2 separate regions of the Homo sapiens genome follow, and region 2 is linked to region 1. A link is an interaction called in ENCODE POLR2A ChIA-PET data of the cell type or tissue named here. Cell type or tissue: Panc1. All regions are shown on one strand. Links, peaks and the distances in the headings refer to the core of each region. The heading gives the core; the rest is flanking DNA.

The links. ChIA-PET counts read pairs that join two places held together with the same protein. Peaks named below come from ENCODE experiments on the same cell type or tissue, not always from the same donor. Only the 100,000 strongest peaks of a DNase experiment are listed, where the experiment ranks them.
Region 2: POLR2A ChIA-PET joins it to region 1 with 10 read pairs; 2 of 35 experiments call an interaction of 5 or more read pairs at or near these places.

The regions. Positions count from the first base shown.
Region 1 is chr17:31,275,064-31,283,399 of GRCh38, forward strand. All of the region lies in intron 36 of NF1 (neurofibromin 1), which reads left to right. Among named protein-coding and RNA genes, the nearest start is that of OMG, 18 kb to the right of the region's middle. In Panc1, for the core only: no CTCF peak of the experiment used is centred there; no DNase peak of the experiment used is centred there.
Region 2 is chr17:31,422,987-31,431,322 of GRCh38, forward strand. All of the region lies in intron 1 of RAB11FIP4 (RAB11 family interacting protein 4), which reads left to right. It overlaps LOC105371725 (a long non-coding RNA gene), which reads right to left and starts at 3,130. Exons shown (of 2, transcript XR_934661.3): 1 at 3,060-3,130; 2 at 2,298-2,564. RefSeq lists an enhancer at 1,933-2,660 and a silencer at 2,331-2,531. In Panc1, for the core only: no CTCF peak of the experiment used is centred there; no DNase peak of the experiment used is centred there; H3K27me3 peaks cover 133 bases.

The sequences.
Region 1 (8,336 bases), core at 132-8,131:
AAATTCTATTTAGTACTCAAATGTTCCCAAACAAACAATAGTCAATTTGCCATTATTCAGGTCTTCAAATACCCACCAACTTTGTATCTTTGTGCAGCCTCCCCAACTTGCCCAAAGTGTAATAATAGCCCCCTCTTATCCTAAGTTTCACTTTCCATAGTTTCAGTTACCCATGGTCCACCATGGTCTGAAAATACTCAATGGAAAATTCCAGAAATAAACATAAGTTGGATGTATCATGAGGTTAATAGTAGCCTAGCACTGTGTCACAGTGCTGCATTAGTCAACCCACTTCATCTTATCACATAGGCATTGTGTCATATCACATCATCACAAGAAGGGCGAGTATAGTACAATAAGATATTTTGAGAGAGATGCCATGTGCATGTGCTTTTATTGTAGTATATTGCTATAACTTCTATTTTATTATTGTTTTTAATCTCTTACTGTGCCTAATTTATAATTAAACTTTATCACAGGTATTTCTGTATAGGAGAAAAACACAGCATATATTGGGTTCAATACTGTAATTCTGTGGTTTCAGGTATCCCTGAGGGGTCTTGGAACATATCCCCCACAGTTAAGGGGGTACTACTGTACTTTCCTCATTCAAAATTGTGTTGTTTCTTCAAGCTCCACTCATGTCAGCACCTTTTATACGATCCTTCCCTAATTCTTCACGTCAGAATCAGTCATTTTAGTACTTTATACTTTGATCAGAGTCTCATTTTCACTAAAGAAACTAAATCTTCCACCATATTCTGGCTTTTTTTGTGGTAAGATACCACCTCTTATTCCTTCTATTCCCTCTAGCTTCTAATATAGTGAGTGTTTATAAAGAATAGGACACAGGGCCAGTTATAAAGAATAGGACACAGGCTCATGCCTGTAATCCCAGCACTTTGGGAGGCCGAGGTGGGCAGATCACGAGGTCAGGAGATGGAGACCATCCTGGCTAACACGGTGAAACCCCATCTCTACTAAAAATACAAAAAATTAGCCAGGCTTGGTGGTATGCGCCTGTAGTCCCAGCTACTTGGGAGGCTGAGGCAGGAGCATCGCTTGAATCCAGGAGGTGGAGGTTGCAGTGAGCTGAGATCGCACCACTGCACTCCAGCCTGGGGGACAGAGCAAGACTCCATCTCAAAAAAAAAAAAAAAAAAAAAAAAGGGGCACAATAAGTATTGGAATTCATTGAAATACCTCCTGTTTCTCCATGTCGGAGGGCTGGTATCATTAATGATGTCTAAAGTAAGAGTTATTTGGTTATTTGCAGTTTTCCCTTCACATTAGCATAAATTTGGAAGGCACAGGCTTGAGTTTAACTTTCATCTCTACTTTCCTGGCTGCTGTTTTGAGAAGATTTCTTCATTTGTACAATGTGGATCATAATGCACATTCATAATCCCTTGTCTGTAATCTGAAACCCCAAATCCTCCAAAAACCTTAAGTTTTATCAAAAAATAAAAAAGTTTGACACCAAAATTTATTTGGTGCAAATGCCTTATCTGCATAGATGGGAGGTTTTTAGCTATCTTTGTTTCACTTAGTGTGGATATTAATGTTGCGCTGCAGAAATATTGATGAGATTGATTTTGGGGTGCTGTTCCATTTTCTACTGGAGTGTTACATAATACATGATAAGAATAGTACTTAGCATATTCATGTTTCTCTTCTTCCTTCTGGGCACAGCACCATACCACTCTTAGCATTCTGATAGTTAGGTGGTACCATCTGACTGAGTTCTGGCCAGTAAAATGTCAGTTCCAATGATGTACAATCGACCCTTGAACAACACTGGGGTTAGGGGCACTGAATCTCCACGCAATGGAAAATCTACGTATAACTTTTGCCTCCCCAAAAACTAAACTACTAATAAGACTGTTGATCGGAAGCCTTTTGATAACATAAACAGATTAACATGTTTTGTAAGTTAAATGTTGTATATGCTATATTCTTAGAGTGAAATAAGCTCCAGAAAAGAAATTGTTACCCAGAAAATCATGAGGAAGAGAAAATATATTTACTGTTCTCTGAGTGGAAGTGGATTATCACGAAGGTCTTCATCCTCTTTATCTTCATGTTGAGTAGGTGGAGGAGAAAGAAGAGGGATTGGTCTTACTGTCCCCGGGCTGGCAGAGGTGGAAGTAAACCTCTGTATAAGTGGATCAGCATGGTTCAAAGCCATGTTGTTTAAGGGTCAACTGTATATGATTTTTAAGCCTGATGTCTAACTTCTCACCAATCTTCCATTCTTGCTTTCTTCTATCAACGCCTACTAGAAACAGACGGTTCAGTGGAGGGGGTCTCCAAGACGCCAGAAGATGGTAAAACCATTAGAAAGCATGATTTAAGAGAAATTAACTTTTGTTGTCTTAGCCAGTGATATTTTGGGATTATTTGTGACAGAAATTAGTTCGTGCTGACTAACATAACTACATGCTGGACATCTTGCCTTTGCCTCTTCAAATCCACTCTGTTCTTTACCCTGCTGTGTACCCTAAGAGGCTGACCTGTGTAGAGGGTATCATTGGGCTCCCCTCCTTTCTGGCTTTCAGCTGGCCCATAGGGAATACAAGCGGAAGATTAGGGAGAAGAAAGAGAGTAAGGTTAGGAGGTATATATTTTTGGCTCCGTTTCTGCAGGGTCCCAGTGGGCTGGCTACATCCATCCATGCAGTATGGTTTTTGTTGGGTGACCCTCTCCACACAACCTACTCTGTGTCTGCTTTCTGCTAACTGCTTCCTGCACTCACTACTTCAGGTGTAGTATCACACTGTCTCTTAAGAGTTTCCTTAAAACCTGCCTTCTCCTTTATACATAATCTCTAATATCTCAGTTTGAATTTGCCACCTGTTTCCTGCTAGAACCTTAATTGCTACAAGCTGTATGTACACTGTATCATCTTCCTAAAATCACCAGGCATGGTGGGATGTGAGCTATAGTCCCAGCAACTCAGGAGGCTGATGTAGGAGGATTGCTTGAGCCCAGAAATTCAAGGCTACAGTGAGCTATGGATACCCTAACCTGAGCAACAGAGCAAGACCTTGTCTCTAAAAAACAAAAATTAAGTTAAAAAATTGTGTCTTTCTTTATATACTTACATTACTTTCCGTTGATCTGTTTTTGAAATGTTTCCAGAACTGTCTTCCCTCACGTATTGATTCTTCCAAAATTCTTAAGAAAATGGAAAAAAGTAATTTCTGAAAATGATGAGAATGATCATAAATTTCATATAGCACTTTCTTGAGAATTTCAAATTGCAGTTTTAATATTTTACTTTAGAAACAGGTCCAGTTTTCCCTTCTGTAATTTTTTTCTTTGGTCTTTTTGGATTTTTTGGGTTTTTTTTTTTTTTTTTTTTTTGAAAAGAACACAGAGATCTTTTCTTGAGTGATATTTGCACAGACATTGCCTTGGTAATTGAAGCTTTTTTTTTTTTTTTTTTTTTTTTTTTTTTTTTTTTTTAGAAAATCCTATTAAGTTTTATGCCATGTCTATGCTCATTGCACCTGTGCCTCATGTCTCATTCATTCATTCGTTTATTTTTTTATTATTTTTTTTTTTTGAGACAGAGTTTCGCTCTTGTTGCCTAGGCTGGAGTGCAGTGGCACGATCTCAGCTCACTGCAACCTACACCTCCCAGATTCAAGTGATTCTCCTGCCTCAGCCTCCTGAGTAGCTGGGATTACAGGTGCCTGCCACCACGCCTGGCTAATTTTCGTATTTTTAGTAGAGATGGGGTTTCACCACATTGGCCAGGCTGGTCTGGAACTCCTGACCTCAGGTGATCTGCCCACCTCAGCCTCCCAAAGTGCTGGAATTACAGGCGTGAGCCGCCGCGCCTGGCCTTCATGTCTCTTTTAAATAGGACTTCTAAAATTTTGAAATGAGGTCAGCTTCAGTGGCTCATGCCTATAATCCCAGTGCTTTGGAAGGCCAAGGCAAGAGGATCACTTGAAGCCAGGGGTTTGAGACCAGCCTGGGCAACATCATGAGACCCTGTCTCTACAAAGTACATTTAAAAAAAAATTAGCCAGGTGTGGTGGCACACACCTGTATAGTCTTAGCCACTTGGGAAGCTGAGGCAAGTAGATCGCCTGACCCCAGGAGTTCAAGGTTGCAGTGAGCTATGTTCCCACCACCGCACTTCAGCCAGTTAAGGGGACAGAGCGAGACCCTGTCTCAAAAAAATTTTGTTTTGAAATGAATTTATGTATGTTTGGTTATTTCTGAAAGCAGTTCAGGCCTACAGCCATACCACCCTGAATGCACCTGATGTTGTCTGAAAGCAATTCAGGTTTTCAGGATTAAAATTTTTATGCTACTAGGTTTGTAACCTATATTTAAAAGTAGAACATTTAAAACATTTTAGTAGTATATAGCACTGAAAAGTGGCTTTTTAGCGTAGACAGTTGTTTTTCAAGAAACTATTTTGTAATCCTAGCTACTTGGGAGCCTGAGGTGGGAGGATCGCTTGAGCTCAGAATCCAGTCTGGGCAACAAAGGAGAATTCCAGCCTCTTTAAAAAAAAAAAAAAAAGGAAGAAACTATTTGGGAGTTTTGTGAACAATGGATATGCAAAAAGACAGGCCATTGTTATGAGAGGCCTAATTGTGAGTACCTTCTAGAATTGTATATAAGCATGATTCTCTTCAATAGTAAAATCTCAGCCTCTTCATTTTAGAAATCTAATATAGGAAAAAGAACACATTTCTCCATAGTTGTAAAACATAGGTTCTCAGGGTGAATGCCCATCTTTGAGCAAGTTTGTCTTCCTAATGGTATAATACTGTAAGTCTGTTATCTAATTTTGGCTTGTTGTCACTTATTTTTCATAATCAAAGAAAAATGATTTAATTTTAAAAAGATGCTCTCCTTTCTGTTTTCTTCTCTTGGATGATAGTATCCCTATCTGTCTGAGTTTATAGAATCTTAATTTTTACCTGCTCTTACCACATACATCTGATTAGTCATTAAGTCTTACTGATTCTGCTTCAGAAATTTTGTTTTATGCTTCACTCTCATGCTACCAACTTATTTGGTAGCTTCAGCAGTTGTCTAAGCTGGGGTTGGCAAATTTTTTCTGTAAAGGACCAAATAGTAAACATTTTAGGCTTTATAGCCCATATAAAGTTTTTTTTTAATTTTTTTTTTTTTTAAAAAAGAAAGAAATGTAAGAACCCACACCTGTAATTGCAGCACTTTGGGAAGCCGAGGCAGGGTGGATCACGAGGTCAGGAGTTCAAGATCAGCCTGGCCAACATGGTGAAAACCCGTCTCTACTAAAGATAAATTAGCTGGGCGTGGTGGTGTGTGGGTATGTGCCTGTAATCCCAGCTACTCAGGAGGCTGGGGCAGGAGAATCGCTTGAACCCGGGAGGCAGAGGTTGCAGTGAACCGGGATCGCGCCACTGCACTCCAGCCTGAGCGACAGAGTGAGACTCTGTCTCAAAAAAAAAAAAAAAAAAAAAAAAGTAAGAATCATACTTAGCCTGGAGGCCATACAAAAATAGGTCACAAGCAGGCTGTGGGAAGGATATTGTAAGTGGGCCATACTTTGCTGACCTCTGGTCTAGGCTATTACAACAATTTCCTAATTGGAGTATTTGTCACCGGTATTTTACCCCGGTGTAAGATTGCCTCCATCTTACACATTACTGCCAGAATCATCTCTCTGAAATGTGACCATTTCACTTCCAGGTAAAATCTTTATGTGCTCCTTTTAGCTAAGTTTTCTTGCTTAAGGTATTCATGTATTACTTCGGGGATTTTTTTTTTTTTTGCCATTTCTTCATAACCATCTATATTATTTATTCAGTATTTTTATAGACTTTTTTTTCTTAAAGGAAAGTTTATACTGTGAATGGAAAATCAATATTGATTGCCATAACTAGAAAACCAACAAAAGGCAACAGTAAAAGGAAATATAGAACTATGAAATGCCTGTTTCATGTAGCACCCAATCATATATGTACTACATTTCAAAAAGTCACTGGCTTATAAAAATATTTTTTAGCATCTCATACAAGTCTCTTCATAATCTGTTATACAGCTCACCTTACTTGCACGATTGCTGAGCCAAAGCAGATCGAAAGTCATTTTGGTAAGAGGCTAGATGCTGACCTTGTATTCTGAAAATCTGATGATTCTACTGTTGTTGATGTGATTCCAAGTAAGCCTGTGTGAACTTCTGGGCTATTCTCAGGGAAGTGTTTATGACACATTGTTGAAGGTATCATCAGGGCAGTTGATCCAAGAAGACTCTAGGAGCTGGCTAAGCCACAAAGTCTGCCCAAAAAGCTCAGAATGACAAATGAATGTTTTGTACATTATCTCCACTATAATGCTAGAAAAAAGTCTTAAAAGCATTTGTCTCAATTGATCATTTATATGGAATAATACTGGTTAATCATCTTAAATCATCATAGTGTTGGGTAATGTCTGTAGAAGGATGCTTTAAACTCTACTTGGTGCTTCAGCTATGCTGACCATCTCACCATTGCCCCCTTTGCCATGCCCTGACATCCTCACATGTCTCTCTGCTTTTGCATACTCTTTTCCACCTGGTTTGAATGCCCTTCCTTTATCATGGGACATTATCCTTTCCATTTAATACCCATCTTGATAACCTGACTCTGACCCCCTAGGCAAGTTTAAAAAAAAAAAATTCATTGAAATGAAATTCACCCTTTTTGAAGTGTACAATTGCCTGGGCACAGTGGCTCACACCTATAATCCCTGCACTTTGGGAGACTGAGGTTGGGAGAGTCACTTGAGTCCAGGAGTTCGAGACCAGCCTGGGCAACATAGTGATACCCTGCCTCTACAAAAAAAATTGCAAAAATTAGCTGGATGTGGTGGTTGATGCCTGTAGTCCCAACTACTCAGGAGGCTGAGGTGGGAGAATCACTTGAGCCCGGGAGGTTGATGCTGCAGCAAGCTGAGATCAAGCCACTGCACTCCAGCCTGGACAATGGAGAGAGACCCTGTCTGGAAAAAAAAAAAAAAATCTTTTTTTTAAGTATACAATTTTGGGCCGGGCGTGGTGGTTCACGCCTGTAATCCCAGCACTTTGGGAGGCCGAGGCAGGTGAATCCCGAGGTCAGGAGATCAAGACCATCCTGGCTAACACGGTGAAACCCCGTCTCTACTAAAAATACAAAAAATCAGCTGGGCGCGGTGGCAGGCACCTGTAGTCCCAGCTACTTGGGAGGCTGAGGCAGGAGAATGGCTTGAACCTGGGAGGCGGAGCTTGCAGTGAGCTGAGATAGCGCCACAGCACTCAAGCCCGGGTGACAGAGCGAGATTCCATCTCAAAAAAAAAAAAAAAAAAGTATACAATTTTGCATATTCAGAGTTGTGTACTCATTACCACTGTCTAATTTTAAACATTTTCATCACTCCAAAAAGAAACCTCATAGCCATCAACAGTCACTCTCCCCTTTCCTCCTGCCCCCCCTCAGCCCCTGGCAACCACTGATCTACTTTCTGTCTCTATGGATTTGCACAGTTTAGATGTTTCATATAAGTGGAATCATACAATATGTGCTCTTTTGTGACTGCCTTCTTTTACTTTAATATTTTCAAGATTCATCCATGTTGTAGCATGTATCAGAACTTTATCCCTTTTTATAGCTGAATAATATTCTATTGTATTCATACAATATATAAGCGTTTGTGTGGACGTATGCATTCAGTTTTTTTAGATACATATCTAGGAGTGGAATTGAGTCATATGGTACCTCAGTGTTTAACTTTAGAGGAACTGCCAAATGATTTTCCAAAGTAGCTGCATTATTTTACATTGCTACCAGCAGTGAATGAGAGTTTGAATTTCTGTACATCTTCACCCAACACTTGATATTGTCTGTCTTTCTAGACAAATTTTGATAAATCCCTCCTTTTCTAAACCATAGCCAAGTCTATTACTGTTTAACAATGACCATCTTGGAGTATAAATTTTCTGTTCACACTTTGAACTTTAACTTCCGGGTCTTAGATGTCTTTATCTGGATATACAGAGAATCTAGGTTTTGTATGTAATTATTCAATGATAGTATTAAAACTAAGTCCGGACGCAGTGGATCACGCCTGTAATCCCAGCACTTTGGGAGGCCGAGGCGGGCGGATCACGAGGTCAGGAGATCGAGACCATCCTGGCTAACACAGTGAAATCCCGTCTCTACTAAAAATACAAAAACTTAGCTGGTCGTGGTGGCGGGCACCTGTAGTCCCAGCTACTCGGGAGGCTGAGGCAGGAGAATGGCGTGAACCTGGGAGGCGGAGCTTGCAGTGAGCTGAGATGGCGCCACTGCACTCCAGCCTGGGCGACA
Region 2 (8,336 bases), core at 295-8,294, 150 kb after region 1:
TCGGCTCACTGCAAGCTCTGCTTCCTGGGTTCATGCCATTCTCCTGCCTCAGCCTCCTGAGTTGCTGGGACTACAGGTGTCTGCCACCACGACCAGCTAATTTTTTGCATTTTTAGTAGAGACGGGGTTTCACCATGTTAGCCAGGATGGTCTCTATCTCCTGACCTCGTGATCCGCCCGCCTCTGCCTCCCAAAGTGCTGGGATTACAGGCGTGAGCCACCGCGCCCAGCCTTTTTGTCTTTTGTCTTGTACATTGTTGTCAGCTTTTCCTGTTTCTTTGTATGTCAAGTAATTTTGGACTGTGTCTTGGACATTTGGAATACTGTAAGACACTGGGGCCTGTTAAAATCCTCTGAAGAATGTCAGTTTTTTCTTTGTTTGTTTATTCGTTTGTTTTTGAGACAGGGTCTTGCTCTGTCACCTAGGCTGGAGTGCATTGGCATGATCATGGCTCACTGCAGCCTCAACCCCCTGGCCTTAAGCAATCCTCTTACCTTAGCTTCCTAAAGCCTTAGGGTTACGAGCATGAGCCACTGTGCCCAGTCTGTTTGTTTGCTTTTTAAATCAGTTAGGTTGACGCCTCAGATCCCAACCTGCCCTCTGTGAATTATAGTTTCAATGTCAGTTCAGTTTTCAAAGCCTTTGCAGTGCTATTCAGATCCACCCCAAGTATACATACTCCAGGGGCCAGTCTGTTCAGTCTACACTGTAGTTCAGTTCTCAGAGTCTTTGGTAGGTTATTTGGGGTCAGTTCCATGTATGTGCAGCTCAGGAGTAGGCTAGGACCTCAAATACAACAACTTTATGGGATCATATTCTCAAGCTCCCTTCTTTCTGTGATGCCGCCCTATCCAGCTTCCAGGGGCCCCTTTTTCTCATTTTTTTCCAGGTAAAAGATTTTCCCTTTCTCGGAGTTTTAGGTCCCCCTGTGTGACTGCTACGGCTGCTGCCACCACCTAACCTTTGGGACAGGTTTTACCTTGTAGGGAGGGGGCTGGGAGAGAAAAAAGACCCAGGGCACTTCTCCCACTCGATTTTTCCCAGGAGGCCCCCCTTTCCCGGCTTCTCATCAGAAAGAGAGTTTCTTCCGTAGCTTTTTCTCTGTGCACCTGCTGCACAGTTCTGGGATTTGGGCTCCTGAGTCTAGGTCAGGAAATATGCAAGCTCACCACCGTATTCATCTTACTTAACGTTTTTGTTTTCCTCCCCAATTCACCTTCCACTATTCACTTTTCACAGTCCTTGTGTAGTTGTTTTATGTCTTCTGTCAGGGTTTTTAGTTATAATCAATGGGAAAGCTAGACTGTAGTGTGCTTACTCCATCTTAACCAGAACCAGGAGGCTTGCTTGGCTTTAAATATTGGCATCTAATTTTAAGTCTGTCCTCAAGCCACATCTGAGATGCTAGCTGGCCACCTCTGCTTTAGTGGCACAGTGTCTCAAAATTAATTTTTCTTTCTTTTTTTCTTTTGAGATGGAGTCACAATCTTGGCTCATTGCAACCTCCCGCCTCCTGGGTTCAAGCAATTCTCCTGCCTCAGCCTCCCCAGTAGCTGGGACTACAGGCGCGCACCACCACACCCAGCTAATTTTTTTTTTTTTTTTTGAGGCGGAGTCTCGCTCTGTTGTCCAGCCTGGAGTAGAGTGGCACGATCTCGGCTCACTGCAACCTCCGCCTCCCAGGTTCAAGTGATTCTCCCACCTCAGCCTCCCAAGCAGCTGGGATTACAGGTGTACACCACCACACCCTGCCTAATTTTTGTATTTCTAGTAGAGATGGGGTTTCACCATGTTGGCCAGGCTGGTCTCGAACTCCTGACCTCAGGTGATTCACCCATCTCGGCCTCCCAAAGTGCTGGGATTACAGGTATGAGCCACTGTGCCTGGCCTAATTTTTCTTTTAATACTCAAATTCTTAAGCAAAAGTTGTCAGTACCAATGCCAGTTTTTCTAGATTAAAAGAGAGCAGAATACAGATTTATTCTTTCTCTGGTCAGAGCAAGCCCCTAAACCTGTCAGCATAATAATAGTGATTGCAATTATTTTAGCAGAAATAATAATTACTGGCTAAGGGCATGGAGTCTGGAACCAGGCCTCTTGTGTTCAGCCGTCTTCTACGAACTGTGTGACCTTAATTCTGAATGACTTTGCCTTTCTATGTCTCAGTTTCCTCCCCTGTAAAATGGGAATAATAATGGTATCTGCTTCCCAGGTGGTGGCGAGGATTAAACAAATTCATATGCATAGAGCGCTCAGAACAGTGCCTGGCACAAAGGAAGGCTCGCTAAGCATTTGCTTTGATTCCCGTGAGTAATGGCTGACGTTTATTAGGCACCTTGCCTTGCAGACAGCTTCACAGCGGCAAGATAAGCCGGCTTATCTCACTTGCTCAGATGAGGCAGCTGAGATTTCAGAAAGGCAAATGGCTTGCTTGAGTCCATCTGGCCTTCAGACCTTGAAATTAGGGAGGCGTGGGTGGCTGGGCATGGGTTCAGGGAGTATCTGGCTGGTAATCAATCAGACAGCAACGGCAACGAAGCTTTTTAACATCATCTGGTCTGAGCTAGAAGAGATGTGACCCAGGGGACTGAGTGGGGGGAAAAAATCAGCTCAAAGAGAAAGGCAACAGAAATAGAAGGGGAAGCCTGGTAATTGAGTGGCCCCAAAAAGGAAAGATCAATATTTTACTTCCAGTGAACAACCAATTTCCCTGGCAGCAAGCTGGGGCCCAGCTGTGTGTGCTTCAGTGACAACAGCTGCTTCTGCAATGCCTGCCAGGCCTGGCGAACCCGTCTCTCCTGGCCTGGGAGCCAGAGGGGGAGCCCCAGGGCTGCCCAGCCACGCATGGTGTGTGCCCCAGGGTGGGGGCGGCCCCCAGCTCCCCTGCCTGGGGCCCAGGCTCCCCACGAAGACCACATGGGGTGGCTATTTGCTATGCTCCCTGCGTGACCTTGAGCAAACCCCTCCCCCCGCTGGGACCTCGCTTCACCAACTGTGAAATGACGGGCTGGGTCAGTGGAATGTGTCTGGCCGAGGACCATCTGTGGCAAAAGGTTACCTGATGTCCAGGAAGGTCGAGACTCTTTGTGATCCAAGGCGAGGGGTCCCCACGTAGTGAGTAAAGCTTCTTTGATGCTCAGGGCGCCAGGGGATAGAAAGAACACTTTAGTGCAGACAGCCCCGTGAGAGTCTCTGGCCCAGGAAGGCAACAGGGAGCAGTGGCTGACTCTCTGGGGTCAGTAAGACCTGGGTTCAAGAGTTGCCACTACAGGTGGGCAAAAATTTTAAATTTAAAAAAAGGAAAATAAAAGGGGAGCGTTACCACTGCAGTGACTTTGTCTAAATGTCTTACCCTCTCTGAGCCTCAGTCTCCTCAATTTAAAATGGGGGACTATAATAATAGCTACTGTTAAGTTTGCTGTGAGGATTAAATGAGACTATGTGTGAACCCTCCGTGGACTCCAAGCATTTGCAATACTTCTCCACATAAATGATGCTGTTATTTATTTTAAAAATCACTGAGCCTGTGGTTGATGGTATGTATTGGTAATAACCAGCATGCATTGTTCTAATAATTTCACACCTGTTTTCTTTTTTTTCTTTTTCTTTTCCTTTTTTTTTTTTTTTTGAGACGGAATTTTGCTCTTGTTGCCCAGGCTGGAGTGCAATGGCACCATCTTGGCTCACCGCAACCTCTGCCTCCCGGGTTCAAGCGATTCTCCTGCCTCGGCCTCCCAAGTAGCTGGGACTACAGGTGCACACCACCATGCCCAGCTACTTTTTCTTGTATTTTTAGTAGAGACGGGGTTTCACCATGTTGGCCAGGATGGTCTCAATCTCTTGACCTAGTGATCTGCCCACCTTGGCCTCCCAAAGTGCTGGGATTACGGGCGCCAGGCACCACGCCCAGCCCAATTTCACACTTGTTTTCTAAAGGGCAGGACATCAGTGTGCCTGGCCATTTTTGTTTTTTGTTTTTTGTTTGCTTTGAGACGGAATCTTGCCCTGTCACCCAGGCTGGAGTGCAGTGGCACAATCTCGGCTCACTGCAACCTCCACCTCCCTGTTTCAAACGATTCTCCTGCCTTAGCCTCCCTGAGTAGCTGGGACTACAGGTACACATGACCACGCCTGGCTAATTTTTGTATTTTTAGTAGAGACAGGGGTTTCTCTATGTTGGCCAGGCTGGTCTCGAACTCCTGACCTCAGGTGATCCACCTACCTCAGCCTCCCGAAGTGCTGGGATTATAGGCATGAGCCACTGCGCCCGGCTGGCCTGGCACTTTTGTGGCCACTACTCTGGGGCTGCCACTCTTTGAAGAGCCCTGTGGGAGCAGCTGTAGAGAGGTCACAGCCTGGGGTGTGCCCCCGGTTGCAGCTTGGGCCATGGCGTGGGTGCTTCGGGGACCATGCAGTGGCCCTCAGTACCCCATCTGTCTGCCTGTCATCAAACAACCCCACCCCCACCTCTGTCCCAGGTAGGCTTTTGCTGGCAGAGGAATGGACAGCTCGCCCCACCAGTGTCTCCCAGCCTCAGGGAGCTGTGGACACAGGGATTACAGAATCCAAATCCCTGCACTCCTGCCTCCTAGGTGGACTTGAGGTGAGGGTCCTCATCAGTCAGTCAGCACTCTGTGGCCGACTCCACCCTTGACTTGCTTCAGAAATAATGAAGGCAGAGCCCTGACCTTGGAGAGGACTGTAGGCCTGAGCATGGGAGGCTGGAGGGTAGAGGGTGCCCTGGCTCATCCCCACATTCACAGGCCCCCTATAATGCCAGCGATGCAAAGGCAGGAGGAGAGGAGGCGGAATGCCAGCCAGGATGGTGGGTGGGCTCCCCTGCAGCCCTGCAGGTGGCACCTGGGCATTGCTATTCTCAGAAGCCACGTCATTGCCTGGCAGTGTCAGAGGCTGGCATGGCTGGGGGGAGGGGGCAGCTGCAATGTTGAGGAGGCTGGCAAAAAGCCACTTTCCTCCTTTACTGAAATTTTGCAGGTCTTTCCTGAGAGCCCACTAGGTACCAGGTTCAGGGAGGTTCACAGAAAGAATGTGGCACGGCCCCTCTGCCCTTCCCTCACCCCAGACTCACCCCAGAGTGGAAAAGCAGGGTCAGCTGGAATCAAGATGCAAGCACAGAGCCGCCAGGTTCCAGGCAAGGAGAAGATGGTTAGGGTGGGGCCTCTTTGTCCACTGCTCACCTTCCAAAGCCCACTGGGCACAGCCCCCATGGTGCCAGGCCACCGGCAGTGACCAGGGCTTCAGACCCCTGCTGCAGCTGCCACGCTGTGGGCATGCAAGAAAAACGTGGTCCCTATAAATAGATGAATCCCCAACGTGGTTTGGCTTCGGTGCCTGTGATGGGTGGTGTGGTATGCCGGCGAGTCTGCCTGTGATGGCGTGAACACTGACAACAGTGACTGTGAGCAGTTTCCTGCATGCTGTGCTCTGCAGGCCCCGGGTGCCCTCAGATCCATCATCTGCAGCCCAGCCTGAGCAGATTCTGGAAAGAGCTCATCCTGGCCTGGCTGTGCTATAGATACTGATGGTGATTATTAGGGGGAGCGGCAAGATGCCTGACAAGGAGTGTGAGCGTGTACACATGTGTATGCACTATTGTGTATGTGTGGCTAGCCAGCAGAACCAGCACCTACCACCATCAACCCCTGAAAGAGTGCCTGGCATGTAAGAGGTGCTCAGTCATCACTTGTTGAATAAGTGAGTGAATGAATGAATGAATGCTTGTATGGGTGCTGTGGGAGGGCTGCCACTAAGTTTTAGAAGCAGTTTTAGATTTAGAAGCAGGCTTCTGAGCCAGGCGTGGTGGCGTGCCTGTAGTCCCAGCTACTTGGGAGGCTAAGGTGGGAGGATCCCTTGAGCCCAGGCATTTGAGGCTGCAGTGATCTATGATCATGCCACTGCACTCCAGCTTGGGCAATAATGTGAGGACATGGCTCTTAAAAAAAAGTTGTTATTATTATGATGATGATGATGATTATTATTATTATTTGAGACGGAGTTTCACTCTTGTCACCCAGGCTGGAGTGCAGTGGCGCGATCTTGGATCACTGCAACCTCCACCTTGAAGGTCAGAGGTTCTCCTGACCTTGGAGAGGATTGTAGGTGTGAGCAAAAACAAATATTATGAAGCCTCTACTATGTACCAGTCACGGTGCAAGCGACCAGGTATACAGTGGTGATCAGAATGGACAGGGTCCTTGCCCTTAGGGAGCTTACTTTGTAGAGAGAAGATATAAATTAATCAAATTATCCCACACACATACAACTACATGAAAGAGTATGGAGAAACTAAGGCTAAGGCTTTCTGCAGTGAGGTCGGGAGATACTCACACCTGCTAAAGTTCAAACCACACAATATCCCAATAGACTTGGGTGTGCAACCGAAGTCATGATCTGCCAGTCTCCAGCATTTCTCAGCTGCGAGTGCCCTGACTAGCTCACCAGTCAGAAAGGCTTTGCAATCTAGGATTTCTGCCCAGCCAATGAGCTGCCTCTGAAAACAACTTTCTGTGGAAATCCTCCGTAAAAATTGGTCTCCTGGCTGGGCGTGGTGGATCACGCCTGTAATCCAAGCACTTTGGGAGGCCAAGGTGGGCAGATCACCTGAGGTCAGGAGTTGGAGACCAGCCTGGCCAACATAGTGAAACAGCCTCTCTACTAAAAATACAAAAATTACCTGGGCATGTTGGCGGGCGCCTGTAATCCCAGCTACTCAGGAGAGGCTGAGGCAGGAGAATCTCTTGAACCTGGGAGGCGGAGCTTGCAGTGAGCTGAGATTGCGCCACTGCGCTCCAGCCTGGGCAACAGAGCGAGATTCCATCTCAAAAAAAAAAAAAAAAAAAAAAGAATCCTTCCTCCACTTGCCTCCTGGGATGCTCTTCGGGGCTGTCCTGATCCCGTGTACCTGAATTGCAATTCTTTGTTTCCCAAATAAACGCTATTTCCTTTGACCTCCATGTCAATCTCTTTTTAGTTAACAATAGCAAGTTGCAACAAATTGTTTGAAGGGAAAGTATAGGATGCTACAAGACAGGATAGCAGCGGGGTGGGCCCTGATTGGATGGGGGTGGTCAGGACAGACCTGTCTCAGGGAGGGACGTTTCATAGAGGTACAAAGGGAGACCTGAAGGATGAACTGACATGGCGAATGGGGAGGACAGCTGTCCAAGTTGTAGGGAATAGCATGTGCAAAGGCCCTGGGGCAGAGAAGAGTGTGGTGGTTTCCGTGAGGAGCTGACCAAAGGCCAGTGCAGCTAGAGTACAGTGAGTGATGAAGAGCATGGGAGGAGAGGGAGTGGAAGGGGTCAGATCACATGGGGCCTTGTGGGCCGTGTTGTGGAGTTTGGATTTTTTTTTTTTTTTTTTTTTTTGAGACAGAGTCTTGCTCAGTCGCCCAGGCTGGAGTGCAGTGGCGTGATCTCAGCTCAATGCAACCTCTGCCTCCCAGGTTCATGCCATTCTCCTGCCTCAGCCTCCCGAGTAGCTAGGACTACAGGCGCCCGCCACGACGCCCGGCTAATTTTTTTTGTATTTTTAGTAGAGATGGGGTTTCACCATGTTAGCCAGGATGGTCTCGATCTCCTGACCTCGTGATCTACCCGCCTCGGCCTCCCAAAGTGCTGGGATTACAGGTGTGAGCCACCGCGCCCGCCCTGGAGTTTGGATTTTTATCCTAAGTGTGGTGGAATGATACTGGAAGGTTTTAAGCAGAGGAGTGGGTGACACGATCCAGTTAGACTTGCATGATCCAGGAGAGACAGGATGATGGCTATGACCAGGTGGGGCTCCTGAGAGGTGTGGGAAATGAGGGAGCTGTGGGATACAGTGGGAGCATGGATTGAATGTGAGTGACAGTGAGCAGACGCAGTGATGCTGAAGAACCCTGCAGTGGCAGGAAGGGAGGGAGGACGGGGTCAGGGAGTGGGACATTTGATGGGTGGTATTGGAGGGGGTGATCACTGGGTTGACCAAGGGACTTGGTGCCTGAGGTGGAATATGAGGCAAAAAGAAAGTCAAGGATCTGAGAGGCCGGGGGTTGATGGGTCATCCACACAGCTGCAGGAACCCCCAAAGATGAATTGTAAAAGCAAAAAGCTGGAAATAACCAAAATGCCCAGCTATTAGGGGTGGTGAAGTAAATTATGATGAACCCACCGGGCAGAATGTGTTACAGCCACTAACAACGTGGGTTGTACACACCAAGCAGCATGGAAACTGTTTCTGTCCTACCTCCTGTTACACGGGAGAGAAACTCTCCAACCTCAGGGATGGCTGACTCTGCCAGGTGAAAACTTACTTCCTTATTCATCTAACACTC